5 separate regions of the Homo sapiens genome follow, and all the other regions are linked to region 3. The links are chromatin loops, found by intact Hi-C in ENCODE. Cell type or tissue: IMR-90. All regions are shown on one strand. Links, peaks and the distances in the headings refer to the core of each region. The heading gives the core; the rest is flanking DNA.

Evidence for each region. Peaks named below come from ENCODE experiments on the same cell type or tissue, not always from the same donor. Only the 100,000 strongest peaks of a DNase experiment are listed, where the experiment ranks them.
Region 1: it touches region 3 in a loop (6-fold over the local background); 4 of 110 quality-filtered maps call a loop at or near these places.
Region 2: it touches region 3 in a loop (5-fold over the local background); 22 of 110 quality-filtered maps call a loop at or near these places.
Region 4: a loop joins it to region 3, with 11 times the contacts of the local background. A loop is called at or near these places in 10 of 110 quality-filtered maps.
Region 5: it touches region 3 in a loop (4-fold over the local background); 19 of 110 quality-filtered maps call a loop at or near these places.

Annotation. Positions count from the first base shown.
Region 1 is chr10:62,592,563-62,598,654 of GRCh38, forward strand. No RefSeq gene overlaps it. Among named protein-coding and RNA genes, the nearest start is that of ADO, 210 kb to the right of the region's middle. In IMR-90, for the core only: a CTCF peak has its summit at 1,644 (motif pointing right); no DNase peak of the experiment used is centred there.
Region 2 is chr10:62,382,622-62,386,621 of GRCh38, forward strand. All of the region lies in intron 2 of ZNF365 (zinc finger protein 365), which reads left to right. Among named protein-coding and RNA genes, the nearest start is that of ZNF365, 10 kb to the left of the region's middle. RefSeq lists an enhancer at 995-2,194. In IMR-90, for the core only: no CTCF peak of the experiment used is centred there; a DNase peak (open chromatin) is centred at 1,650.
Region 3 is chr10:62,260,461-62,266,603 of GRCh38, forward strand. RTKN2 (rhotekin 2) reads right to left here. Exons shown (of 12, transcript NM_145307.4): 2 at 2,165-2,361. All of the region lies in intron 1 of LINC02621 (long intergenic non-protein coding RNA 2621), which reads left to right. Among named protein-coding and RNA genes, the nearest start is that of LINC02621, 4.4 kb to the left of the region's middle. RefSeq lists an enhancer at 4,164-4,665. In IMR-90, for the core only: a CTCF peak has its summit at 4,490 (motif pointing right); a DNase peak (open chromatin) is centred at 4,421; H3K27ac peaks cover 134 bases.
Region 4 is chr10:63,080,751-63,087,067 of GRCh38, forward strand. No RefSeq gene overlaps it. Among named protein-coding and RNA genes, the nearest start is that of NRBF2, 49 kb to the right of the region's middle. In IMR-90, for the core only: a CTCF peak has its summit at 3,328; a DNase peak (open chromatin) is centred at 3,331.
Region 5 is chr10:62,372,402-62,378,718 of GRCh38, forward strand. ZNF365 (zinc finger protein 365) reads left to right here and starts at 1,968. Exons shown (of 5, transcript NM_014951.3): 1 at 1,968-2,057; 2 at 3,780-4,535. The coding sequence starts at 3,793. It overlaps LOC283045 (a long non-coding RNA gene), which reads right to left and starts at 2,726. Exons shown (of 4, transcript NR_104162.1): 1 at 2,470-2,726. In IMR-90, for the core only: no CTCF peak of the experiment used is centred there; no DNase peak of the experiment used is centred there; H3K4me3 peaks cover 1,050 bases.

The DNA of each region.
Region 1 (6,092 bases), core at 1-4,000, 330 kb after region 3:
CTGTGAGTCAATTAAACCTCTTTCCTTTATAAATTACCCAGTCTCAGGTATTTCTTCATAGCAGTGTGAGAGCGGACTAATATACAGTGCCATCCAGAACCTCCATTAGACTCTGCACAAGTTTGGTGGCTATTGAAATACTAGAATTCTGAGACCCAGATTCTTAGGGGAGAAAATCACTTGGTAGGTGAGAAAATCATAGTCACAGTTTAAGCATCACTTTATAATGACCAGTATCCATGAGTTGGATGCTGGGATGACATGGAAAGGCAGCATCCTGGTGCCACAGCCGCCCTCACACTAATGAGCATTCATCTGTGCACAGTGCAAGACTGTTTGCGCCAAGGCTATGATTAGATGAGTGGAACTTTTTCCTGTTCTCACAGAATTGTCCCAAACAGCAAGTGCTCAGTACCCCTCCTTCTAAAGACAGTGGCTTAAATTTGGAACCAGACACATCCCCTCCAGTTATTAAATATCCCTGGAAACAGCCCTTCTGTTATCAACTACACTCACACACACACACCCGACCCCTGCAGTCTGTTCCTTATGGGAAGAGTTGTAGGAAAGGGAGAGAGAATCAACAAGGGTCTGAGCTCAGCCCTGCAATAATCTGAGGGTTTTGCTACCAAAGCCTTGTAGGGGCAGCATCTATGTGAGAGGCCATTCCCTTGACTCCACTAGATTCACCTAAGGTGTTATTAGAGGACAGGAAATGGAATTAAAGAGACCACAATTAATTATGGTGATCAGAAAAAATACTATCATTTTATGTTAATCCATTATAAGAATTAAGATGGACCAATAAACTGGTTACAGTCATAAATCTGTCATTTCACATTTTTTTACATCCATATCATATACTATCTAAATAACACCCCTGAACCAATTCAAATGCAATTTTATATTTATTTACCTATTTTTTATTGAGGTAAGAACACTTAGCAAGTGATCTATCCTCTTAACAAACTTTTATGTGTATAATACTGTATTGTCAGCTATACCAAATGAAATTTTTGCTCAGAACAGTATGCAGTAACCTTTTTTTTTTTTTTTTTTTTTTTTTTTTTTTTTTTTTTGAGACAGAGTCTTACCACTCCGTCACCCAGGCTGGAGTGCAGTGGTGCCATCACAGCTTACTGCAGCCTGCACCCCTCTGGCTCAAGCAACTCTCTCACCTCAGCCCTCTGAGTAGCTGGGACTACAGGCATGCACCACCACACCCAGCTCATTTTTGTGTTTTTTGTAGAGACTGATTTTTGCCATGTTGCTCAGGCTGGTCTCGAACTCCTGGGCTCAAGTGATCCATCTGCTTTGGCCTACCAAAGGGCTGGGATTACAGACGTGAAACATCGCACCAGGCCAACATGCAGTAACCTCTTTAACATTAATCATTAGGGCCTCCCTGATCTCTTTCCCCTTAACAAAGCCTCTCCTGGGTTCCTTCATTTATACCTAGGTATAAATGACTTAAAAAGCTAATATTAATGCTTTGAGCATTCAGAGGATTGCAAAGATTCACTAGACCTGTCTAATTGCTTTGGAATCCCTAATTATAGGCACTTACTGACTTCCCCATGGTCATTTCCAACCTAGAGGGCAGTCAGCAAGTCTGAGTAATGCCTGTCAGAGCCACTGGGTGGCACTGGCAGGCTGAGATGTGGGCAAGAGGGAGGAAGAAAGAAAGGAAAGGAGGCCAGGAGAGAGTCAAGGAGGAAGAGGAGGCAAGAGAGGGAGAGAGATTTTTTTAAAACAAGGGAGAGAGAAAGAAAGCAGAGAAAGAAAGACTAGGCCGCAGGGAACTGCTTTGCATGGCCTTGTATAGCCTCTGTGGTTACCAGTGACACAGACCTACAGTTTAATTCAGTACTTCCCAGCTGGGAGCTGAGTGTGCCGTACTCATCTGCCTATTCCCACTACCTAGCAGGGTGCCTGGCTCTCGGCTGATGCTCTGGGTCTGTGGACTGATGGAATGAATGCTGCTGCCCCTCTAGGAAGCGGTCCTCAAATGGAAAGCTTGAGGCAGTGTGGTCTGAATGCTCCATCCTAATGTTTTGGGATGACTTAGTTGAAAATTCAAGAGGCAATGCCTTATGAGGAAGCAAGGTAGGAATATTGGCACACACAGAGGTTAAGATTTTCCAAGGGTCAATTCATTCTGTCAAGAACTAATAGTAAATATTTCAGTCTTAGCAAGTCACACAGCCTCTGTTACAACTACTGACAGAGAGCCACTGACAATATGTAAATGGTTGGTGTGGCCGTGTGCCAATAAAATTTTCAAAAACTGACAGTAGGTCAAATTTGGCCTGTGGATTGCTAACCCTCCGTGGCTTGAGTTCTAAGATAATCTTTCTGATTTCTCTCACCTTGCTCTTTCATCCTCTGATTCAATACCACTCTTTTGGTACACGACTATTTGCTTATTGGTTTCTCTCAGAATCTGTGTGGACTGCTTGATCTTGCACTGTAAACTCCTTGAGAAATTCTGAGTGCCCGTAGATGACTTCAAGCACCATCAGTATTCCTGTCTGATCATGTTCAAGTGCTGTCCAGGGAGTACTCATAGAGAAGGTCCTTAGCTTTGAGGGTCTCATTATATGTGTCTTCTGAAGATTCCACAAAGGCCTAGATTTAGCCACAAAGATGATTGATGCCAAGTTGTAGAACACGAAGTCTTGGGAAAATTATACAGTTCTGCATACAGTGAACTAGATTCATACCAGCTTGAGAAAGGTCAGTTCCAGCTCAAACCATGAAGTGGCTGAAATTTGTCTTTGGAGCCTTCCAGCCACACATCCTCCACTCCTTCTCCTCCAGTACTCAGTGACCTGTTTCCCTTACCCACTCTCACTCCCATCAGTGCCTTGCTTCTTCACTTTACTAAAATGAAAACGACTAATGGCAGATTAAAATCTGCCATCCCGTTGAGGTATGCTCACATTTTCATAAGGTTGAGAGCATTTTAAGAAAGGGACACAGGACTAATGATGGGATTTTGTACCTCCTGGTGGTGACTTTGACCTAAAAGTACATTCTACTTTAACCATGTCAGTAGGAAAATCCAGGAGAAGTATTGTGAGTAGGGCCACTGGGAACAGCCCCATGCCTCTGCACAATTCCATAGATTAGGACGTGAATGGTGCATTTTGGAGCTGTGCAACACAGCGGTGGCCCACGTAGTGGGTTCTCTTGTGTGTGTGTGTCAGTATCTAAGAGAGAGAGACTAGTGCTCTCAAGGAATAAGCAACTGAAATGTGGACTTATATTTTTGAGTTTTCTTTCTAGGACAATGAAGGAAATGGACATAGTTGATATTTTTGCATGACAAATAGAATTAAACAACCTGGAAGAGATGAAAATGTGTGTCCTTCAGAGAAAACGTTACTCACATAGGTGATCATGACTAGGTGTGTTAGAGGCCTCTTATGTGCTTCCAGATCTCTGTAGCAGCACCTCCAGATGCTACAGCAGAAACCAGTTTCTTTATGGTTTGGAGGAGCCTCCTGCAGGTGCAATGAGACAGCTCTATGGTGATACTTCTCAATGCCTCTTTGACCTCCAAGTGGAAGGTTCATTTCCGGACTCATATGTGGGTAACATGGAAATGTGGAGCCCCCTTTACCAATAGGGGATAGAATCCAATGGATAAATCTTCCTTCTGCCCTCCATGCAGATGGTTCTGGGACCATGTTTTATAAGACTTTTCATATGGCCCTGTGGGGAGCAAGCACCAGTCGCCCATACCAGGGTCCAGTTCTCAAAAGAATCCTGGTGTTGACTCTCCTCTTGTTCAGAGGCAAAGTTGCATGCTAGTTGAAACATTATACTCTTCAATCACAGTCCTCAGAGCACTTTCACTGTGTGCAAAGCATTTTTATATACAAGATCTCAAAGACAAAGTTAATCTGCGATGCCCTTCATTTCCCTTCTCAACTACTCACTCTCGACCTAGGTGTCAGCATCCTCTATTACTCCCGGGCACACTCCCACCGCCACCCACCCACCCCATGGCCAATTTCTCTGTTATGAACATGGACAGTTCCCACCCTACTCAATGCCTCTTTCCAGCTGGGATTGGCCCACTGGCAGCCCCCTACTAAGGGAATCAGATCAGTCCAAGGCAACATCTGGCCCAAGGGTGGCCCATGCATGGGCTAGTTATAGCTTGTTGTGTGGCCCATTAGGTGGCCAGGTGAGAAGGGCTTTCCCCAGCTGGGTTGATATCATTAGCTAGCATAAGTACTCTGGCAGGTTTTTGAAGGTATATTAAAGATTAGTTAGTAGATGGTGAGAGTGGAGCAGAGCAGATATGCAGACAGCAGCAGATTCAACATGAGAGGGAGACCGTGCAGGCCAGAGAGCTTGGGCCTGAGGCTTCTTTAGAGCAACACCAGCTTCTGAATCACTTTGAAACTCCTGGTTCAGTCTGTGTTTCCTTAGCGTAACTGCTCTACAATAGCTCCTTTTCCTTTTTATGGTGGACCAAGTGGTTGTCTCAGCTTTCTTATAACCAGAAAACCTTGAGAAGTTGGTGCCCTAGGCCCTACCTTCTCCCATCAAGACCCTATCTTCCTCCAGGCCAGTAATAAGCAATGATGTACTGCTAGGTGTCAGCCCTCCATAGACAGGGACTCTCTGGAGGTAGTGTCTTACCTCAAAGAGGTGATACAAAGGCCCGGGGGAAGGCCAGCAAGTGAGAGATTTGAGGGTTTAGTGAGGATAGTTCCAGTGCCCCTTAGATAGGGTCCATAGGTCCAGCCCTATGGGAAGAATTAGATTCTGGAGCAAATGATAGCATCTATTCACATCTGGCAATTCTTCTACTTTGGAATGTGCTTTCCACAGAGGGCTGAGTTTGTGGCTTCTCGGCAGTCTCGCCAGTGACTAACATCCATGGTATAGGGAGTCTACATCCTGAATTTTATGGGATTGTCCAGATTTTAAACTATGCCATTCCAGGGTTATTATAAATCATTTATTTATCCCAGAAGTTTCAATGTTTGGTAAATAGTTTCAAAATAATTCACACTAGTGGGCATTACAGTAAGGATGCACATGGATTTGAAAGATGGGATTGCTGCTGGCTGAAGAAATATTAATGATTCATTGAGACAACAGATTTGCCATGTGTCTGAAGCTGGCTAAATTCAATCTCCCACTTCATAATTTGAAATACATTCAAAAGCATTGGAGTTATTACAGAATTTTACTTTACTGTGAAAATGTATACAAAGCAAAGGAGAAAAAAAATAGAGCCTTAAAGAGATCTTGCAATAGGAAAATCCCTTTTAGAAGAAATGTGACAACTCGAAAGTAACATTTTGTGGCTGATATATTATATTTCATCAATTTTAAGATGGACATTTACTTAGAATTTTACATCTCTGAAATTCGGATGTATCTTTTTTCAATTGGTCATACTATATATTCTAATTGAAAACATTTTTTATTTCCTAGTCATATATAAATAATTGGTGCACTTTACAATTAATGGCATCTTAGATTCAATAATATACAGTAATAGTGTAGTAAATGTTGTTCAAAGTAGAAAATTGGACAATACTTCTTATATTAGATAAACACAAGCTGGATCTCAGCCCTATAGCTTTCAGTGTTAAATTGGAGAAATTTATTATAAATATGTCTTTAAATATTTATAAATGTCATATTTATTATAAATGTGTCTTTGAATACTTATAAATGTCTTTAAATTTAATTTATTTAAATATTTATTATAAATATGTCTTTAAATACAGTTTTTAGCAAATCATATATAATTCTGTAAAACACAGTTTAGATTCCAAGCATTTAGACTTCCCCTCTAATTTCCACCTTGCGAAACCTACTTTTTTATGAATATGAGTAATGAAAAGGTAATTATTTTCCAGAAGTTCAAGGTATTGGGCACAATATTATTACCTCACAATTATAATAGATTTGTTTACCATTAGTATAAAAAAGTTGCCTCAAAAAATAAACAGGTGCAGCAAACCACCATGGCACATGTATACCTATGTAAAAAACCTGCACATTCTGCACACATATCCTGGAACTTAAAGTAAAATAAAAAATAAATAAATAAAAACAAA
Region 2 (4,000 bases), core at 1-4,000, 120 kb after region 3:
ATTAGCGTTAAGGGCCAACAAGAGTAGAGATGGGCCATGCCTTAAGACGTGCAGTTGTTGCAGATTCAGGCCTGTGGTGCCGGAAAGAGAGCGCAGGAGCCGACTCCATGCTATGGGTTTGCAGCCAAGCTCCCTGTGCTCGGAGGTGGTCGACTCCTGCTTTGGGATTTGCCTTGTGGTTGACGTTATGGTCTGTCTGAGGTGCTCTGTGATCAATAGCTAGACTATTTTTAGCTGGAGGTATTTTTACCGTTTCATATTCCTCTGAAGAGGTTCATAAATCAGTCATGTAAAGTGAAATTTAAATAAGTTGGTAGAGCTTCGCCTTTGGGAGGAGAAGCTGATGTTAAAGTGTTTAAGAATAGAAGAGAGGCATCAGTTTTAGATCCCACCCCCTACTCCTGTAGGAGGTACCCGTAGGTTACTCATTGGTTTTATGCCCCAGTACTTGTCTGGAAAAAGGAAAAAAGAAACTTAAGGATCTCTGTGTTGGTTAATGATTTTCGAGTAGAGATATAGTTGCACATTTCATGCATTCAGCAGAAATGCATTAATCCTGTATTGTGTGCTGGGCTCAGGTTAGGTACAGGGGGTACTTGCAGACAGTGAAGGAGCACACAAGGTCCCTGAACTCACTGATTTTATGGTCAAATGGGGAAATGGCACACTGGTTCATTGTGATGTGCATGGTGATAAGGTACAAACTTCTGTGGAAAACACAGTAGGCCATGTCATGTACACCTGGGCATGTGTCTGAGAATACTCCCTGGCAAGAGAGTCTGAGGTTAGAGGAATAGTTAATTGATAATTAATTGTGGGGGCTTGGGAAGAGGAGGAGGAATGACCCTGGCAGAGGGAACAGCATATCCAAAAGTAAGTGTGGCTCAGTGCAAAAATGAAGGAAGTTAAAATAGACATAAGAAATGGTTTGTTGATAGTAGATTATAATACATGATAGGATCAACGTGTTGTCACTCATTAAAATGCATAGTTCAATGCCTGTGCAAAATTGCAGTGAGCACCACAGTGCGTGAACGCATATTTCCATTACTCTCTGCACATGCTTCTAGGGTGTATTGGTCACATGATAGCATGTCTTTGATTTTTCTGAATTAACCTGTCTTTAACCCATCTCAGAAGAAGTAACTGAGAGGATTCCATCTGTAAAAAATGAAATAATATTATCTATTTTTCAGACCATATGGTCATCCTGTAAATTAATGAACGCATGTGTGAATGGATATAACTGAAGGTTTGGCTCTCTGGAAAGGGCTTTTTCCCTCATTGCTCCTCTTCTACTGTGTTGGTTTCTGGATACCTATCCATCTGACAGATTTCCAGATCTGGAAATCATTCTGCATAATAATGAGCTTCAAGGTCAGTTTCTTATATTGTACTGGTATTTTTTTTTTTAGTGTCAAATATTGCTTTAAATAAGCATGTTTTCTACTGAAGCCTAAAACCTCTGATTTAATAATATTTGGCCTTTTTTTTTTTTTTTAAATAAAGAAGAAGTCGAAGATGGGGCCGGAAGTGGCTTAGAACCAGTTAAATTTCCCCAACACTGGTCTGCACCCACACCCTGATTGAGTTTCACTCAGGTTGGCCCTTATCTTCTCATCTGGCCTTCCAGCTTTCACACTGTATTCTGAGTCACAGGGTTGAGAACCAGAAATAAAACCACACAAGTCTTCTACTGTTCTGTCCGATAGCATCATATTATTCTTCTTCTTAGTCACTTTTAACTAGCTTTGTAATTACGTGTTTATTTCGGTATTTCCTTCTTTCATTGTTTGACTCTCTCACTACATGTATCCATTATATGCTAACGTAAATAACATATTTTTATGAAAAATAACTGTTTTCCCAAAAATAATTTAGTGAAAAGAGCGGTATTGTTTTAAAAGTTTATGTGTGGCTTCATAGAAGGCAGCTGGACTTTGGTAGTTCCACATTCAGTCTGTTGCAAATTTGTTGTTTTGGTTGAAACAGATGAAGAAAATCTAGTCTCCCACAGATACATAGTAGGAAATGGAGGGGTATTTTAATAGCCTTCTCAGATAATCATGGATATTTTGCTTTGATGCTGTGCCAAATGTGACAGTTGGTAGTTTCTTAAAGAGTCATTGCAATGTGGGATCTGAAACCATATCAGTGAACATTTTGTACTTTCTTACGTTGAAATCTATTGGTCTGTCTTGCACTTTGAATGGATATTTTATTGTTTGGAGTGTAATTATGAAAGAGGTTACAAATGCAATGTGTTTAACCCCTTTTCTTTTCCATTCAGAAAAACCCCAAGATTCTTTGGGGAAATAAGAGGTGGTTCTGGATATTCATCCAGACTGAACAGGATGTGAATGAACGGTGGATCTGAGATGTACACACATGATATTCCACAATTAGTCACTTGGTTTTGATCCCTTTTTCATCTAACAAAGATACCCTACACAATCTCAGTATGATGAACTTCTCCAGTCTTTCTCTTGTGTTTAACCTGTCTTTTAAAACAAAATCATAGGATACCATCAAGCTTGTTTTAACTGTTTTTTTCCACCCTAGTTGATGTAATACATCTACAAACTGAAATTAGGTTAGCAGTTTGTGCCAGGTTGGTTGAAAAATACAGAAGGTATTAACTTCTCAGCTTCAGGGCACAAGATAATTGGTTGAGAGAAGTTAGAAAAAAGATCCTTCTTTTCTGTGACATGGCATAACATTCCAGGAGCGTATTAAAATTAATATTAAAAATTAATATCAGCATTAATATTAATTTTTAAAAGTTTCATGTAGAAACAGTGGCAAAATATGTGATTGAAAAATACAGCCACAATCATAAAAGGTGTTGCATTCAAATTTGTTCTCTTGCTTTTGTGATGCTAATCCCCTGAGATTAAGCCATCAAATGTTGCTGTCTTCGCATATGCTAGACTGTATAGCATGAAAGCCCTGGAATGGTAAATGTGCACAGAGATAAATGACAGGAAAAAAATATACTGGATATTGACAGTAGTTGCTTCTGAGTGGTGGGATTTTGGGTCATTTTTAGTTTCTTCCTTGTCCTTTATAAACATTAATTACAACAAATACTTATTCAATATTGTGTGTCAAACACAAATGTGTTGAGTGCTGGACTTAGAACAGAGAACAAAAGCTGATTCTGTCCCTGCCCAGTTGAATCCTCCAAAAGGTCAATTTTTATATTTTCCTTAATATATGTGAACCATTTCCATAATAAGATGTAGGAAATATTGACCGAAATGAATTTTTAAAAATGGTACTTTTTTTTTTAACTTTTGGTTGTTTGCCCTGTAAGTACAGTTTGGAGACAGTTGCATCATTCAGTTATCCTAAATATCTCCCAGGAAATCTCTACAACAGGCTTGTAGAAATTTGGATTCTCAGACTCCAAATGAATTGAAGCCTTAATGTTGGAAATAAGAAGTAGTAACCATTTTCCTGTGGTGTATTTCCAGAATACTCCATCCCAAAGGACCTAAACCATAAGCAAGAACCATGAAAGGGCTGGGGATGCATTCACATGGGCCCGCCACTCGTTTGCTGCTAGTTAAAGTTTGTGGCTCATGTAGGAAGCAGATCAAAGTGAATGACGGTAGAGCTTAAAAATTGGCTTGTGTTCATGGCCTGAATAATGAAGACCTTGAAAAGTACACATCTTCTATTGAGGGCTAATATGGAAACATCTGGAAATAAACTTGAAACTTGACGATGAAAAAAATTCTTTTCCAGAAGGACTCTTATTTCTTGTGTGTGGATATTTCTTAGCTACTGAAAGATGATGGAATTATTATGGAATTAGGGTTTATGTTTGATCCTGGTTGGGAAACTAGAAAAAACAGGGGCTGGTATCACTAGCATTTCTTTGAGTGAATCATTATTAGAGCCAGCCTGTTGTCTGTTTTTATACATATGTAATTCCCAAAGTTTTGTAAGGATGTGTGATTCTATAGGAAGTGTCAGAAAAGTTTCAGTATGGCCA
Region 3 (6,143 bases), core at 2,144-6,143:
CTATACAAGATTTTTTTAAATTCCAGCAATAATTAAGGGAAACACTGTTTTTACATGAATGATGAACAAATATATGTGTGTGTGTGTGTGTGTGTATAATGACAAAGATATTCTCATCTATCACAGATAATTAGTAAAGAAACTGAAAATCATACACATTTCCAGTTAGGGATCCTAATTTTTCCCCATCACTGCTATATAAATTGAACAGGCATTAGGCTTATTTAATAGTTTTTATACATCAGCAACTTCAGAAAAGCCACACTGCCGAATTTAAGAAACAGTCAATTCATAACTCATTATAAATATTTAAAGAGCATTAAATATGGAGGCAGATATGGTCCCAAAAATAATATTCCAGATATTGTGATAGATGACATAATATAATGTTTAGTCCCATACTTTCTAAAATCAGGGCTTCTCAAACTTTTCCATTGAAACTGCCCCTCTTGACAAAATATCCTAATAAAAAGGCTGAGAGGGAACATATATCCCCTATCCCCAGGAATAAGAAAGCAGAACCTCCAAATACTCCACTATTCTAAACTTCTCATGCTTAATCTTAAAAATTCATGCTCTAAGAAGACATGCCATATTTATTCTATGACTTTGCATCATGTACTCTCAGTGCTACAAGTTACCAACTTTGAGAAGCACTCACTTAAACCAATGTATGCCTATCTGAAAAACATTTTCCTACATTATGCTAATGGAACAATTTCATTGTATAATGCTGGAGGCATATAAGAATGAAAACTGACATTTGTTGAGTACTAAGTATGTAAAAGGCATTACATTAGGTTTTTGTATATATAAAATCTCAATTTTCAAAATGTAAATATTATCATGCCCACTGTAAGGAAGGAACTGAGGCACAAGGAGATTAAAATAGCTATCCCGGCAGGGCACAGTGGCTCATGCCTGTAATCCCAGCGCTCTGGGAGGCCGAGGTGGCCAAATCACGAGGTCAGGAGATTGAAACCATCCTGGCTAACATGGTGAAACCCCATCTCTACTAAAAATACAAATACAAAAAAAAAATCAGCTGGGTGTGGTGGCACACGCCTATAGTCCCAGTTACTCGGGAGGCTGAGGCAGGAGAATCGCTTGAACCCGGGAGGCAGAGGTTGCAGTGAGCTGAGATCACACCACTGCACTCCAGCCTGGGTGACAGAGCGAGACTCTGTCTTTAAAAAATAAATAAATAAATAAAAGCTATCCCATGGCAATATAGCTAATAAGGTTGGCTACTTTGTATCCAGGTCTCTATTACATTACATCCTCATCAAAATTTTACTTTTACAGAAATCTCAGACTCTGACTGGTGTTTTTAACTTACTTTTCAAGAATTTAATGATGCTATGCTGAGCCCAACAGTCACTATTGTCTAACAAGAAACTCTTCCCTTGTGTCAGAGCTGTGAATCAACAAAGGGGAATGTAAGACTGTTTTTATTTAAAATACACCAAAATCCAGCCTCTAAATTGAACCAATTCTTAGGTTCAAGTAAGATTTGGCATTGTAAAAAGTTAGGATATAAATTTCATATACAAATCATAGATCTAATCTAAAAGAACAGCATGAGATGACAGAACACATGAGCAGAAGTTATTAATACTTAGCAAATCTTAAATCTCATTAGCTTCCATCACTTGTTGCATGAATGTCCTTGAGGTTTTTTGCCTCTCTGGGACTTATGTTCACCATATCAAGAGATGGGCTAGCAGATTTTTAAGTTCCTTTCCATTCATAAGGTTTTATCTCTTTATAATTTTGCTGCTCACTCATCTCAATTTCTATACTTGAGTTTCCATGTCTCACAGCTAGTACCTTTATATTAGCATATTTCTAAGCAATTAATTTTCTTACTCTACATTTCTATCAATATTGGTACTTTCTTCTTAAAATGCTCCCTCAGTCATTGCTTCTGGATAATTTTCATTTTATAATTACATATTGAACACAACAGCCCAATAAAAGCTGCTGCCTAAGTTCACTCTGAGCTGTGTCGGCAAACTGTTTATGATGTCAGCTGCTACTTCAGTGTATTTGTTTTTTAAAACAGTTTGGTGATTTGACATTGGTACTTAAGCTTAAATTATACTGTGTTTTAAATTTACATATTTAAGTACATTAAAAGCCACAGGTAAACTATGTTACTAACCATCTTCCAGTCTGATTTGCAATCTGTTCTTCTAATTTCTGTAGCTCCGATGTATAGGCCATTAGTCGAGCATTGCACACCATGAGATTCTTAACTGCATGTAAAACTTGATCTTTCTGAGTGCTCAGAGAAAGGAGTTTCCATATTCCTTCTCGCATTCGAATTTCTAAGTCTATTTTTTCTTGAATGTTGCAGTCCTAAAAAAAAAATGCATCTTGAAAATATAGCAAAAACCCAAAATTACATCTTAACCCATAATAGATCGAAAATAGGTATCATAATTGTATACCATATTGAGAAAGCAACAAAGTTTTAATATATGTAGTGTAAAAATAGCTATTTTAAAATGCTCTTTGCAATTCTAAACTTCTTGCTTCATTAGGAAGTCTTTACAATCTAAAGAAACGGAATAAACGAACATAAACAAAGGTGAGAAACATTATGTGTTCTTATAACTATACGAAGTTTAATAGCATCCCTCCAAAATTTATGTCCATCCAGAACCTCAGAATGTAGCCTTATTTGGATACAGGGTTTTGCAGATGTAATTAGGTAAAATGAGAACATACTGGATTAGAGTGGGTCCTAAATCTAATGACTAGTGTCCTTAAAGAAAGGTCCCATGAAGACACAGTCACATACAGAGAGAATGACATGTGAAGACAGAGACTAATATGTCTATAAGCCAAAAAAATACCAAGGATTGATGGCAACAATCAGAAGCTGGAAAAGGCAAGAAAGGAATTCTTTCCTAGGGCCTGCAGAGGAGCATGACCCTGCCAATTCCTTGATTTCAGACGTCTGGCCTCCATAAGTTTGAGAATAAATTTCTCTTGTTTTCAGCCACTCAGTCTTGGTCATTTGTTATAGCAGCCTTAGAAAACATACAATAACTAATGTGAACAATATATCACACATATATATTATATACATTGTATTAAGAGATGGCAGTGTGGTTGATGACAGTGAATTAACCAAGAAAAACATTCTGAAAAAAGCAGATACTGAGTAAAGGAGCCAAGGTTTAGTAGCAGGGAGGAAACAGGCTATTTGTAACAGTAGGCAGTGTAAATACAATCTCAGAAGCAAGAGAGTGAAAGCGCTGTACACTGAAAATGTCAGAAGCCTTAGCTATCTGGAACAGAGCTTTAGAATACAATTCTGGACATACCATTTATTTTAGTTTTAGGGTTCACCATGAAACTACTAAGTATTTTATTGCTGAAAGTCTTTTATTCCATATAATTATCTTTTAATGGCCTGATTCTACATATAAGTTTCACACGCAACATTAAAATTCTACAAACTGAATGTACAGTTCTGATTTAATTCACAATGACTTTATAAAAATTATAAATCAAAGGTACTCTTTATTATATCACAAACATGTAATGTTTCTGGTATGTCTATTTCTAAAACATAAAGTGACCATCCTAGTTTCTATGGCAAAAAAATAAAGACTATAATTTACCTTCTGAATGGATCAAAATGTAAATTTAAAAATGTAAATGAAATCTAATACCAAAAGGTCTATACAACCTTTTCAAAAAGAAAAGATGAAAGTTAGGAGAGCTAATAGTTTTTGAAGACTACCCCAAAAGACAAACTACAGTAGATGATTTAACTTGACTATCCAAATCAATCAACTGTACTATTTACACACAGAAAACAGCTGTTTAATTACCTTCTGTAATTACATCATGTAATCACCACATAAAAACCTTCTCATATAGTGTTGTAACTCAAAACTGGTGTACTATATAAATGTAGTCATTTGCTGGTTTTCCTTCATTACACATGACTGAATTTCAACAACTCCATTTCATCTTTTTATGACTTACTAGCCCCAAAGTAAATTCTTCTTCAATGTAATTAGCAATTAATTATAAGAATTATCTATGTGACCCATATGTCTATAGAAATAAACTCTGGCAGACTGACTATATTGGGGAGTGCACATAGGGAGCAACCTAAAGCTGGGATGAATAGCTTTACCCCACAACTCAAATATAAACAAATACCATCTGGTGCCACTAAATTCAACTTTAGTTTTAAATGATACAATGAAACAGGCAGTTGAACTAGCACAGTGGTTCTCAAAGCTGGCTGCATATTAGAATCATCTGAGGCAGAGAGGAAGGGCCTTATAGAAGTACCTAAACCTGTGACCTACCCCAAACCAATCAGGCTCTCTGGAGGTGGGGCTTGAGCATTTTTTTTTTTTTTTACAGTTCCTCTGGTGATTCAATGGTCAGCTAGGGTAGAGAAGCACAGCTGGACTATTTGAAATTCCACAGCAATCTTGAAACTTGCAACAACCTTAAAGAACCAGCAGGTGGCTACAGCCACATTAAGGAATCAGTTTGTGTTTCTATCACATAAATGAAGAGTATCTTCTCACCATCACTTATAATGAAGACTCCATAAAACTATAGAAGCTTGGGAAATAGTAGAGAAAGAAAATGTAAAGTCAGGATTAAAAAAAAAATGTACGTGTAAAAAGTTTGAAGATGATGTAAGATTAAAGTACTATTTATTAAGGAAATGAGGTGTATCTAACAGATACTACTATTAAGATTTTTTCCTTTAGAGCAAGGGTCAGAAAACTATGGCCTGGCTGGGACCTGGTTTTGTAAATAAAGTTACACTGGAGCACAGACACACTCATTCATATTGTCTATGGCTCCTTTAAGCTACAAGGGCAGAGTTGAGCAACTTCAACAGAGACTGAGTGGCCTGCAAAGCTGAAAATACTTACTGTTTGCCCCTTTATAGAAATAGTTTACTGACCCATAATCCAGCCAAATTAACATACACAGTAAACTATAATCTTACCTCCCTCGCTGAGGCAGGTCTCAGGCAAATGTCAGTTAAGTGGATCCCAGAAGGCTAACATAAGCAGGATGAATTGTTAAGTGTACATATGGTTTTCAATGTATTCTGAGCTGTTGGTTTTTTTTTTTTTCTTAAGGCTACTGTTTTAGCCAGTTTTGTATTTCCCATGCAACTTCTTTTAGTACACATCTACATTTTACATGCAGAAAAAGCCTCTCTGGTTAAGCAGTGCTAGCTCTAGCAAGGAAGGGTTTATGGAACCAAAACTCTTTAGAGTTGTCTTTAGTTACTAAGGGTATACAATGCATCAGGGGTAAGGGTTCATGTCTAGTGCTATCCCCAGCAAGAATAATGATCATGTAATAAGGGTACCGATTGGGCATTCAATAGTGATGTTTATTAACCTCAAAGAAGATGAGTAGGGAATGGAAAATCATCAGTGTCGCTCCCTCAGCCATAATGGCTTGGCCAGGTAGAGTCAAGGCTGATTAGGACCAAAGACAAAAGCTGGTCTCTCTGTAACCATTCCTTTTAGGATTGTTTGAATGCCAGTCTCCAGGAACAGCAGAGAATGAGGTAAGGCCATCATACTCTTATTTCTTTTCCAATTTTCTGAGTAAGGGCTTGCCTCTAATCAAGTCAAACAGAAGCCTGTGTCACTGTCCTGACGCTATAAGTAGTTAAAGTCAGGCTGATAAAAATATATGGACAAGGCTATGAATGAAATAGGAGCATACCTTAAAAACAGAAATTTAGGTTAAGTAGGAAACAGAAACCTACTAGGTTTTAAGAGCTAGCCTAGCATGAAGGAAGTGCAAAGAAAATGGCTTTATTGTTGGTATTAAAAACTGACTAAAAAAACCTGAAGTTGAACTCCCGGTAAGACAACCGCAGTAATCAAGACAGAAACTATGATTCACCTAATGGATATAGTTAAGCCATGTTAACAAAGACCAAGGTGAAGAAGAAAAGAGTAAATACAGTACGTTCTCATTTTGCTAAAAGAAACTGTGTGGATTTTAAGAATTGTTTATGTACAGAAAAAAGTCTGGAAATTGTTAACAGCGGCCATTCTGGGGAATGGAACTGGAGACCGAATTCTTAAATTCATGTTTCTGTATATGTTGACTTTTCTGCAATGAGA
Region 4 (6,317 bases), core at 938-4,937, 820 kb after region 3:
CCAGATTGAAGGAGGCTAAAGAATTCTGACAACTAATTGCAATGCTTATTCCTAGACTGGATCCACTGGAGAGAAAAATATACTATGAAGGACATTACTAGATTACTAATAAAATTGGAATATGGATGGTAGATAGGATAAAAGCGTTATATCAGTGTAAATGTAAGAAGAAAACAGCCATATTGTAGTCATTCGTAGGAAATAAACACAGAAGAACTTAGGGGTAACAGGACATGATGTTTGTAATTTACCATTAAATAGTACAGAAAAAAATACAGAGGGCCGGGCATGGTGGCTCATGCCTGTAATCCCAGCACTTTGGGAGGCCAAGGGAGACAGATGACTTGAGGCCAGGAGTTTGAGACCAGGCTGGCCAACATGGTGAAATCCGGCCTCTACTAAAAATACAAAAATGAGCCAGGCGTGGTGGTGGTGCGTGCCTGTAATCCCAGCTACTCGGGAGGCTGAGGTAGGAGAATTGCTTTAACCTGGGATGTGGAGGTTGCAGTGAGCTGAGATCATGCCACTGCACTCCAGCCTGGGCAACAGAGCAAGACTCTGTCTTAAAAAAAAGAAAAGAGAAAGAAAAAGAAAGAAAGAAGGAAAGAAAGAAAGAAAGAAAGAAAGAAAGAAAGAAAGAAAGAAAGAAAGAAAGAAAGAAAGAAAGAAAGAGAGGGAGGGAGGGAGGGAGGGAGGGGGGAGGGAGGGAGGGAGGAAGGAAGGAAAGAAAGAAAGATGAAAGAAAGAAAGAGAAGGAGCAAGAGACCAAAGAGTTCAGATGACAAAGTAAGTGGGGTAAATGCTAACAATAGGTCAATTCTGTTAAAAGGTATAGGAATGTTCCTTATAACTATCTTTACTTCTACAACTTTTTTGTAAGTTTGAAACTATTTCCAAATAAAAAGCTTAAAAAAAGAAATGCTTTGACATTGAGTAGTTCTAGGGACAAAGGAATAAAGGTAGATGATTTCATCCAATGCTTTATTATTATCTTTTAATTATAATTGAAAATTAATTATTTCACTTATTTGAATGTAAATCTTAAGATATTGAAAGTGCCACTTTAGATGTTGCACACTTCTGTTGGGTCATCAGTATTCTAGGCCAGGGTCATGGAGCTGGTAGATAGAGTCAACAGATCCTCTAGCCTACAACAAAAATTCCCTGGCCACATGCACATTGACCCCACCCACATTTATCAGTGTCAAATCCCACATTACAGCCCCCTCCTCACAACAGATCCTCCCACTGAATATATTTTTAGAATTCTCTCCAAGCCCAAATGTGAATAATAAAGGAAAACAGATTACAATTTGGATCCCAGAGCCTGACAACTTAAGCCTATTGCAGAGTCTTCTTGGACTCTGTCTTTTGTGCCCACTCTAATTTCCATAATACAAATTCAATTCACATTTTTCAATAAAGCTGCTCCCCTTTAAAAAATGTGCATTCTTAATCTTTGCAATCTGTACATCTAACAAAGGACTAATATCCAAATCTACAAGGAACTCAAACAAATCAGGAAGAAAAAAACAATCCCATCAAAAAGTGGGCTAAGGACATGAATAGACAATTCTCAAAAGAATTTATACAAATGGTCAGCAAACATATGAAAAGATGGTCAACATCACTAATGATAAGAGAAATGCAAATCAAAACCGTAATGCAACACCACCTTACTCCTACAAGAATGGCCTTAATAAAAAAAAAAAATAGTAGATGTTGGCATGGATGTGGTGAAAAGGAAGCACTTTTACACTGCTGGTGGGAAGGTAAACTAGTAAAACCACTATGGAAAACAGTGTGGAGATTCCTTAAAGAACTAAAAGTAGAATTACCATTTGATCCAGCAAGCCCACTACTGGATATCTACCAAAAGGAAAATAAGTAATTACACAAAAAAGATACTTACACACGCATGTTTATAGCAGCACAATTCGCAATTGCAAAAATATGGAACCAGCCCAAATGTCCATCAGTCAACAAGTGGATAAAGAAAATATGGTGTATATATATATACCATGGAATACTACTCAGCTATAAAAAGGAACAAAATAATGCCATTCAAAGCAATCTGGATGGAATTGGAGACCATTATTCTAAGTGAAGTAACTCAGGAATGGAAAACCAAACATCGTATGTTCTCACTCATAAATAGGAGCTAAGTTCTGAGGACACAAAGAATGATACAATGGACTTTGGGGACTTGGGGGAAAGGGTGGGAGTGGGGTGAGGTATAAAACACTACACATTGGGCTGGGTGTGGTGGCTCACACCTGTAATCCCAGCACTTTGAAAGACCGAGGCGGGTAGATTACCTGAGGTCGGGAGTTCGAGACCAGCCTGATCCACATGGAGAAACCCTGTCTCTACTAAAAATACAAAATTAGCCGGGTGTGGTGGTGCATGCCTGTAATCCCATCCACTCAGGAGGCTGAAGTAGGAGAATCGCTTGAACCCGGGAGGCAGAGGTTGCAGTGAGCAGAGATCGGGCCATTGCACTCCAGCTTGGGCAACAAGAGCGAAACTCCATCTCAAAAAACAAACAAAAAAAAAGAATACACACTGGGTACAGTGTACACTGCTCAGGTGATAGTTGCACCAAAATCTCAGAAATCTCCACTAAAGAACTTATTCATGTAACCAAACACCACCTGTTCCCAAAAAACCTATTGAAATATATATATATTTTTTTAAATAATAGGCTGGGCACAGTGGCTCATGCCTGTAATCCTAGCTCTTTGGGAGGCCGAGGCGGGTGGATCACGAGGTCAAGGGTTTGAGACCACCCTGGCAAACATGGTGAAACCTTGTCTCTACTACAAATACAAAAAATTAGCCGGGCGTGGTGGCGGGCGCCGGTCATCCCAGCTACTCGGGAGGCTGAGGCAGGAGAATTGTTTGAACCCAGGGGCGGAGGTTGCAGTGAGCGGAGATCGCGCCATTGCACTCCAGCCTGGGCAACAAGAGCGAAACTCTGTGTCAAAATACTAACAACTAATGATAATAATAATAATACAGAACAATGGGGGAAAAATGTGCTTTCTTTAGCCCCAGTGGCATTTTTAAAAACAATTTAACCTAAACCATTTGTATTAGGAGAAAGTTTTCTGAGTAGTCAACATTGCAGAAATAGAAAATCAGTATTTTACCTAAAATGAATGTGAAAAGTTTATTAAATACTTAGAAGTACTTATTACCCAAAATACTTCATTCTAATTTATCAAAATGCTCTATAGAAGTGATTGCAGAACTTGTTCTTACAAACTGAACCCACACTCGGCCAGCTGGCAGAAGTACTCGAAAATATCCACGAATGCTGGTCACTGAAGACACCTAGAGGACGTATTTAGAAACTACACAAAAACAGGACAGCAAATGTTCAACAGCTCCTATTACTGTCGTTGTGTTTAAAGAGCATTTGCTCAGGACACCCTGTGGGAGGAGGGGAGCGGAGTGGGGAATCAGGCCTTTAGTGCCAAAAACTGGAAAATCAGATTCTTGGCACATGCCAGAGTAATTTTCACAATGTGCTACATTAGTTCCATAAGAGCATGTTCTGTGATAGTCCTGTTGCTATAGATAAGAATGTGTGTCTCACTGGCTAAAAAAGAACATCATTGAAAACCTATATTGTGATTGACAGTGGTCAAAGATGCCAGGAAAATCTTTGCTCTGTCCTAGTTCCTTATTTGCTTTCCTGTTGCTCAGTCCTATTTGCACCCATGATTGTGGAAATTTTAAAAAGTTATTTCTAGGTCATTAAAAACTCTCCTTTGACTTTCCAAAAGCCCCAGTTATGGTCTACCCTTTGGTAGAAAGGAGAGATGACTCATCTTGTCCCCTTTGGCCCATGAACCTCCCAGTCTTCTTTCCAATTAATAGCAGGCTGGTGCGAAAGAGTGTTTTGTTCCTGCTTTAGGAACCTAAATTTTACAATCTGGGTGAACAGAAATATGCAATGACAGCAAATGTAACAATCATTTAAAACACAGCTACAACTCTCACAAGAATGACTATTTTTAACACTAAATTCCATGGCCCAGAAAGAAGTTTAAATATTTTAAGCAATATTTATTACAACAAGAATGCAAGCTGTGTCTAGCCATCCTTGATAATGGAATTTAACCAGGGCCCTCCTGTGGAGTATCATACTACTTTATGAGAAAATTCCCTTTTCCTATGTTACAGAGGGATCAGACCATGTATGTATAAAGAGTATTACTTCAGGAACATCTGCTTTATTGACCAATTATTGATTTAAAATATTTGAGCTTTCTTTATAAGAACTATTTGAAAACTTTAGCTTAAAAGTTTTCATCTCTTTTGTCGGGGTAGGGATCAGAGAACAGAAAGAAGTTGCTTCCCAGTGTCTGGAAGTACTTACCAATGACAAACTCGAATCTGAGGTTACATTTTTATGTCCAGACAGGGTGTGGCTGGACATGGAACAGGGGAAAATGTGCATTTGGCAATTTTCAACTTCTTTTTCAAGGAGGAAAACAATGTATAAGACTGGTTAGTTTCTGGCTGGGTGCAGTGGCTCACGTCTGTAATTCCAGCACTTTGGGAGGCCAAGGTGGGAGGATCACTTGAAGCTAGGAGTTCGGGACCAGCCTAGGCAACATAGTGTGACCCCACCTCTGCAAAAATAAATTTACTGGGCGTGGTGGTGTGCGCCTGTAGTTCTAGCTACTCGAGAGGCTGAAGTGGGAGGATTGCTTGGGTTTGGGAGGTTGAGCCTGCAGTGAGCCATGATTGTGCCATTGCACTCCAGTCTAGGCAACAGAAAGAGACCTTCTCTCCAAAAAATAAAATAGTTTCACCAAGGTTAAAAGGAACATTTGCTAATATACATGGGGATGGCATTATTGCTCAATCTTTATTGAACACCTACATGAAATGGGCAGTATTAAATGATATGAATAATTATGATTTCCATACATAACATGTTTCAGTCTGGGGCTTGAGTAGCAAAATTCATTTAAATCCATGTAAAAATAAGCACAATGGAATCTTTTTAGATGGTTAATTAAGTTCATATGATGTTAAAAGATTTTGAATTAAACTGAAAGCAAGTCACTATTACTGTGATATTTAGTAAGAAAGCAGAAATCCAGGAGACTCATAAAAAGTGGAAAAAACAAAGGCCTAATTCAAAAGATATAAGCTGGGGTAATTTTTTTTCTCTCTTAAGAAGTAGGGCTGGGCGCAGTGGCTCACGCCTGTAATCCCAGCACTTTGGGAGGCCAAGGTGGGTGGATCGCCTGAGGTCAGGAGTTCAAGACCAGCCTCACCAACATGGTGAAACCCCATCTTTACTAAAAATACAAAATTAGCCAGGCATGGTGGCGAATGCCTGTAATCCCAGCTACTCCAGAGCCTGAGGCAGAAGAATCGCTTGAACCCAGGACAGGGAAGTTGCAGTGAGCTGAGTTCACACCACTGCACTGCAGCCTGGGTGACAGAGCAAGACTCTGTCTCAAAGAAAAAAAAGAAGTATCCCGCACATCTAGGGCATCTAAGATAACAAATGCTGTTTTTTTTATTTTTAGTAGTCCAAGGGATTTTCTCTATTTTAATTGTTTTAATTTTTAAATACATAATAGACCCACATGAGTTCAAATTTTTGGAAGAAGAAGATACGGCTATAAAAAGTTTTCCTCCCACTTCTGTCCCTTAGCAACCAGTTTCCTGACTCAGAAACAACCAGTCTTATTAGTTTTTTTAATGTATTCTTTATTTTATACATAAACAAACAACACACACACACACCTTCTTTCTCTTGCTTTTTGTGCCCTTGTGAGCATTCTAAACGTTGTATTCTGTGCCTTGCTTTTTCCACTTAATATCTGTGCAAGCATATAGTACATATACCTCTCTCACTCTTTAATTCTTTTCTTTATCTTCTTTTAGAAATGGTGTCTCACTCTGTTGCCCTGACTGGATTCAAACTCCTAGGCTTAAGTGATCCTCCCACTTCAGCCTCCCAGGTGAATGGGATTACAGATGCCTGTCCCAGCTCTCATTATTTTTGTATATCCACACAGTATTCCATTATATGGATGTACCATACTTTATTTAATGAACCCCTTATTAGTGGGCATTCAAAAGTTGTTTTCAAATCTTGTTTCTAATCCTGATTATTACAAGATTGGCATAGTAAATAACTTTGTACATTATCTGTATCTATAAATTCCTTGAAGTGGAATCCTGAGTCAAAGAACATGTGCATTTGTAATTTTGCTAGATACTGCCAAATTTTCTCCAAAGAGTTGTGCCTTTTACACTGCACCAGCATTGTACAGAGGTGTCTG
Region 5 (6,317 bases), core at 896-4,895, 110 kb after region 3:
CTGTGATCCCAGCACTTTGGGAGGCCGAGGCCGGTAGATCACCTGAGGTCAGGAGTTCAAGACCAGCCTGGCCAACACGGCAAAACCCCGTCTCTACTGAAAATACAAAAATTGGCCGGGTGGTGGCAGGGACCTGTAATCCCAGCTACTAGGGAGGCTGAGGCAGGAGAATCGCTTGAACCCAAGAGGCAGAGGTTGCAGTGAGCTGATATCGCGCCACTACAGCCTGGGAGACAGAGTGAGACTCCGTCTCAAAAAAAAAAAAAAAAAAAAAAAAGGGGCGGGGGGGAAGGGAGGACCAGAGCATGCTTTTGTTATGTTTTGCCATGAAGGCAGTGGGTGTAAGAGGTTAACCTGCAGGCACCTCACAAGATGACGGAGATAACTTGGCACTCCAATGAGTGTATCTTTCAGACTTTAAGATTTTGTACTAAATAAATTGATTCTTGGAATAGTCTTGAGAGCGAGTCAAAAAGTAACTTCAATGAGATATAATATTTTCAAAGCAAACACACCCCAGCACAATAGCCTATCTCCATTTACGTAGAAGTTAGTACATATTAATTCCTCTTCTCCTTCCTGCTTTTTAAATGTGTGTAGGCCCCTTTTTTATGGAATTAATAATAATTATAAATGAAGTAGCAACAACGATAACAGCTGACTTTATCAGTGTGTGTCCCTGTCAGGCAGGGTTTTTACCTCCATCATCATAGCACATTCGATCCACCGCTATATTAAGAGGTAGGTCTTGATTATCTTCATTTCATAGATGAGGAATTGAAGGAACAGAAAAGTCTAGTTACTTGACCCAGGCCCTAGAACCAGGATTTGAATCAAGTCTGATGCCAGAGCTTGGGATCTTCATTGCATTTGATGTGATAATTCATTTGTGAAAAAACAAAGCAATTCATTTGTTTTCATTTGTCAAAAACAAAACAAAATTTCAACTAAGATAACTGTTGAGCTCTTTACCGTTAAAATAAAATCGGGTGTTGAAATGAGTAACAGCAAGCCTTGAGAAAAGACACCCTGAGAAGTCAAGAGGATGCATTAACTGTCTACAGATGAACAGAATCTCTTCTCTTCTTTGAACAAGAAAACCCAGCAGTAACTTTTATCTAGGTTTCACATTTCAGGAGTTACAGTAGGGGTAAACCAAAACAGGTTAAAAAAAAAAAAAAAAAAAAAAAAAAGCAAAAGCCCAGCAAGCTGAGACATCAGAGTCCTTCAGAAGGAATGATTTGCCGTCTTCTCTTCAGGACATCCCCTCTTTAGGAGGACAAATTTTTTCTCCAGGGAAAGGGGCGTCCGCCTCAGAAATGGGGGTGTAGGTGAGGGATCTTGTTGCTTTAACTGTTTGTTCATTAATCCCTGCACTTTACTAGATTTAGTTCTGCCTGTTAACGTAGCCTCAGGACACTTGGCTAGGAAGGCTGGAGTGTACTCTCTGGGTTAGTTATTTTGGGACATTCTCGCCCTGCTGCTTGGGATGAAGAGGTCCTAATTAAATACCCGGACCTTCCAACGGGTAGATTTTCAAAGAAGATGCCCAGCTATGCTGCATCCTCATCCACACTCTCCCGCTCCCCCCAAACTAGTGCAAAAAAGCTTGCCAGGGCCTGCAGAAAGCGCCGCGACTGCGAGGCTGACACGCGTCTTTCCTTCCCTCCCCCGGGGAATGATCCCAGCATCTCTCGCAGTGATGTCAGTGTAATCCTGAGTCGGATCGGGCTCCCGGCTGGGTGGCGGGGGGGCAGATGATGCTCCCGCCAGCTGGGCAGAGCAAGGGTGTTCCCCGCGGAGGTGGCAGCCCTGGGCCGCGGCGTTCCGGAACCCCCGCACCCACGGCGCGGTGCCCCACGGTGCCCGCGAGCGCCGCCCCCGCTGGCTAGCCGCGCCTCGCTCCGCCCTGGACGCCGCCGGTCCCGGCGCGGAGGTGCGGCGGGGAGTGGGAGCCGGCCCGGCTCAGTCTGATTTACGGCTCTGCTGAAAACCGCTTCGCTCCCGCAGCATCAGCACCGGAGGCGGCGGCTGCAGCAGCAGCAGCAACAAGTCGGGTAAGAGGCGGCCGCCGGCCATCTGCGCCCGCGGCTCGGCGGAGGGGACCTGCCGGGGTGGCCGGGGCTGGGGAGGGGGTCCCCGAGCCCGCAGCATGGCGGGGAGTTGGGAGAGCCGGCTTCCCGGCCCCCACCAGCAGGAACTCATGTGCACACGAATCCACTCTGGCACCCGTGGGCTGGCACGCAGCGGAGAGGGGGCGGGGAGAGCTGGGACCCCGGGGCAGGGTCATTGCCAGCCTGCCCTTCTCTGGCAGAGTCACTTAGGGCTCTTCATCAGCCCAGTGGACTGGGTTTCCTCTGGGCCCATAAAAGCCTGCGTGCTCTGGAGTGTGTGATTACCCATTTCCCCATCCAAAATGCCACCCTTTTCCCATTGCCCCCTTAGAATCCTGACTTCCCCTTTCCTTACCTCTTGTCAGCGTCTTTGGCCCTATGCTGAGCCAGGGTTTGCATCTCGTTCCCAGAAAACCAGTGGTTAAACATCCCGGTGTACCCATCACAGGAAGAGGTTCCCCTCTCTGGGGGCCGGGGGCTTCACCTAGAAGCCTTGCCTGCCTCGCTGCCTGGGGACCATTTGCACCTCTGCTTTTGAAGAGGTTGAGGACACTTTTCACCCAAAGACCCCAGCTGGGCTCCCTCATTTCGGGTCCAATGCTTGTTACATTTAAGTAGAAACCTTTCATGGAGGAATAGAAGATATGCACTGCTTGCAGAATTGGGTTGCCAACAGTCATCTGTTGCTAGGGTGAAGATAATGCATTCCTACAAGGAAACCAGAACTTCCTGTTATTAAGAGAGTATGCTGATACCTACCTGGTTCACACACTGACCATCCCTAGAGGTTGTCATATAAAATAGCATCTGAGACAAGACAAATCCGTCCAGAACACTCTATTATAATAAAAATCTTGGCCATGGCCCCACTTATGCCAAATGGTATTTGACACATTGGGTCCCCAGGTTTCAGTGAAACTCACGTATGGGGTCTGTTATTGTTACGATTAGCACTTTGGTTTATGTCATCACAGCAATACCTGAAGGAAAAAAAGGCAAAAATTTCAGGGTGAAAAATTTTCAGCTGATTGCAGGCTTAATGCCACTGTGCATAGCTTGAGTAATCTTTCCTGTACTTGAGGATAGGTCCTGAGCTTGCTGTCTTAGGACCCATTTTGACAATTCATGTGAGTTTTCATATGTTCTTGTGTTCACGCATCTCGGATTGTATCCTTAAAATGGGGCACGGTTTTGCATTTAGTGTGCCAAATTCAGGAGGGGAGGAAACTTGAATTCCACTTCTGGATCTACCACTTTCCATCTGACCTTGGATTAATGGCTTTACTTCCTTGCTTCAGTGTTCTCTTCTGTGGAGAGGGAATGTTACCCACCTTTTTGATTCTAGGTAGGAGTTGGCAAACTTTTTCTGTAAAGGTAGTAAATATTTTAGCTTTTAGGAGCATAGAGTCTCTGTCTCAGTTACTCACCACTGCCATTGTGGTTTACAATAAATAATACAGAAATTGATACGGCAGCAGTAAATAATGCAGAAATTGATGTGGATGGATTTGGCCCATGGGCTGTAGGTTTTAAGTGCAACATAAAATATTATGTGCAAAAGTCACTTGAAACCAAAAAGCCTCTGCTGTCATGGAGATGAGCAGCAATCATTTTAGTAGTGTGTTTTTCAGCCGACTTGTAAACTACCTATTTCCCCCCTCCCAGGACTTTTAGAGTAATGCAACAGAAGGCTTTTGAGGAAAGCAGATATCCCTGGCAGGAGTCCTTTGAGAATGTTGCTGTGTGCCTGCCATTACGCTGCCCGAGGTGTGGAGACCATACCAGATTTAGAAGCTTGTCATCCTTGAGGGCCCATCTGGAGTTCAGTCACAGCTACGAAGAAAGAACCCTCTTGACAAAATGCAGTCTCTTTCCATCCCTCAAAGACACAGACCTAGTCACTTCCTCAGAACTCCTGAAACCGGGAAAATTGCAGAGCAGTGGCAACGTGGTAAAGCAGAAACCGAGCTATGTTAACTTGTACAGCATTTCACATGAACATTCCAAGGACAGGAAGCCATTTGAGGTGGTGGCAGAGAGGCCTGTGTCCTATGTGCAGACCTACACTGCCATGGACCTCCATGCAGACTCGCTGGATGGGACACGGTCGGGTCCTGGACTGCCCACCTCAGACACCAAAGCTTCTTTCGAGGCACATGTCAGAGAAAAATTCAATCGAATGGTTGAGGCTGTGGATAGGACCATTGAGAAGAGAATTGATAAACTCACCAAAGAGTTGGCCCAGAAAACTGCGGAACTGTTGGAAGTTCGGGCAGCTTTTGTGCAGCTGACTCAGAAAAAGCAGGAAGTTCAGAGACGAGAGCGGGCCTTAAACAGACAGGTGGACGTGGCCGTGGAAATGATAGCTGTACTGAGGCAACGCCTGACGGAATCTGAGGAGGAGCTTCTTAGGAAAGAAGAGTAAGTGTTGCTGACAGGGGATGCTAACCCCATTGCTTTAAGCAGCACCCCAATCGCCTTACAAGCAAATGCTAAGCAAGGTTGATTTTTGCTATTTGCAGGTGCCTTGACTGCATTTCTTATTGATATAGTTGAACCAGGAGGAACAAGGCTTTGATATCATTTACCCTCTGTGTGCACGGTCTGCAACCTAGCAGCATTAAAGTCAAATATCTAATTCCTTCTCAACTGGGAATTTGTAAACCACAGACTATGCTTTTAGAGAGAAGACTAGCACAGCCTAGCCATGGTGGGATCCATTCCTAGCACCAAATGGCGTGCAAGGGTGAGTTGAATGGGAAGGCAGAAAGGGTGAGCTAAGTGAGCTGTTCATTCTTGACAGTCTCCGTATTATAAAGTCAATGCAAGATGCTGTCTTAAGTTCAAAAACATTCCTCCAGTATAAATAAGTTTGGTTTATTTGCCATTTTGTATTATCTGCCCAGGTTAATTAAATGTTAGTAGCTGAGAATCCATTTAATTTAATTTATATTTGGGAGAAGCAGACATTAGGGCACCCAGAGGAAAGACTTTCTGATATTGCTATACTTCTATGATTTAAGTTTGAGACTTGACTTTTTGGCAAATGATGTATTTTTTTTTGTTATATTTAAGTTTTGCCCACTTGCAAAGAGTTGAGATTGGTTTTCACAAGTTATAGATCATAGAAGCTATTGCTTGAGAAATCATCATACTTAGAGAAGCATTTCTTTATCAGTAAGTATAGATTTAACCCAAACTAGAAAAGTGTACATTACAAGTCAGTGTATTTCCCAAATGCAGAATGTCAGATTTCATTTTAAATAGAGGTTTAGAAATTCATGGAATCAAAGGACATTAAAATTGATGGAGTAAAACATCCTAAAAGGTAGGTTTCCAAATAATTTGAGTTCTATTATAGAGATTGATTTAATTTCATCTTTTCTTTGCCCTCTGGCACTCTTCTATTTTGTGTTGTCTCTTAAAATGTAATAATTAGAACTTCCTGAGACACTCCATAGATTAAAGAGATCATTACTTGCTATCACTTAAATGCTTACGTTCTACCTTGAGGGGAAGCCTAGACATTTTTTGTTCAGGCGAGACATTTTTTAAATTACGTAGTTAGGATGGATTTGAATCAGCCTCTGACTTACTTTGCTCCTAGGGAAATAATCTCTAATGAAAAATGTTTCCCTTTTGGTTTCTGGTGTTTCCTGGTGGGAAGTTAGTGTCTAGACCCGTTAATGGCCACCAGAGTGACCCGCACTGTGCTGTTGAAAAAAGGGCAGATGTGGTTACTCTATGCGTAAAGAAAGGCCTAGAATTAAATTTGAACATTTTTGCTTCATTCAAGAGCAGTGAGTTTAAAAGGCAACAAAATTAATTTTTTGAACTTATTTATTTGTTGTATTTTACTAATTAATTACACGAGTAATAATGAACATGAGATCTGGGGTAGTAGTTGCCTGGAGTGATGGGTTCAAGAATGCTTAATTGTTAAAAATATCTGTCTAAATAAAAGTGGGCTATGCATGGGTCAGTTACATGTTATGGTTAATCCAAGGCTGCCACCTGAGCACCAACTGAAAAACTAAGACATGTTAAAACAGGAAAAACTTGAATAGGAGAGAATTATATGTGTAAAAGTAGCCTCTCCAATCCAAGCACATCCTATCCTGTCCTTCAGAGACAGCCACTGTTAAGTTCCGTAAATGTCCTTCCAGACCTTTCCTGTGTGCCTGCAATCGTACACACACAGAT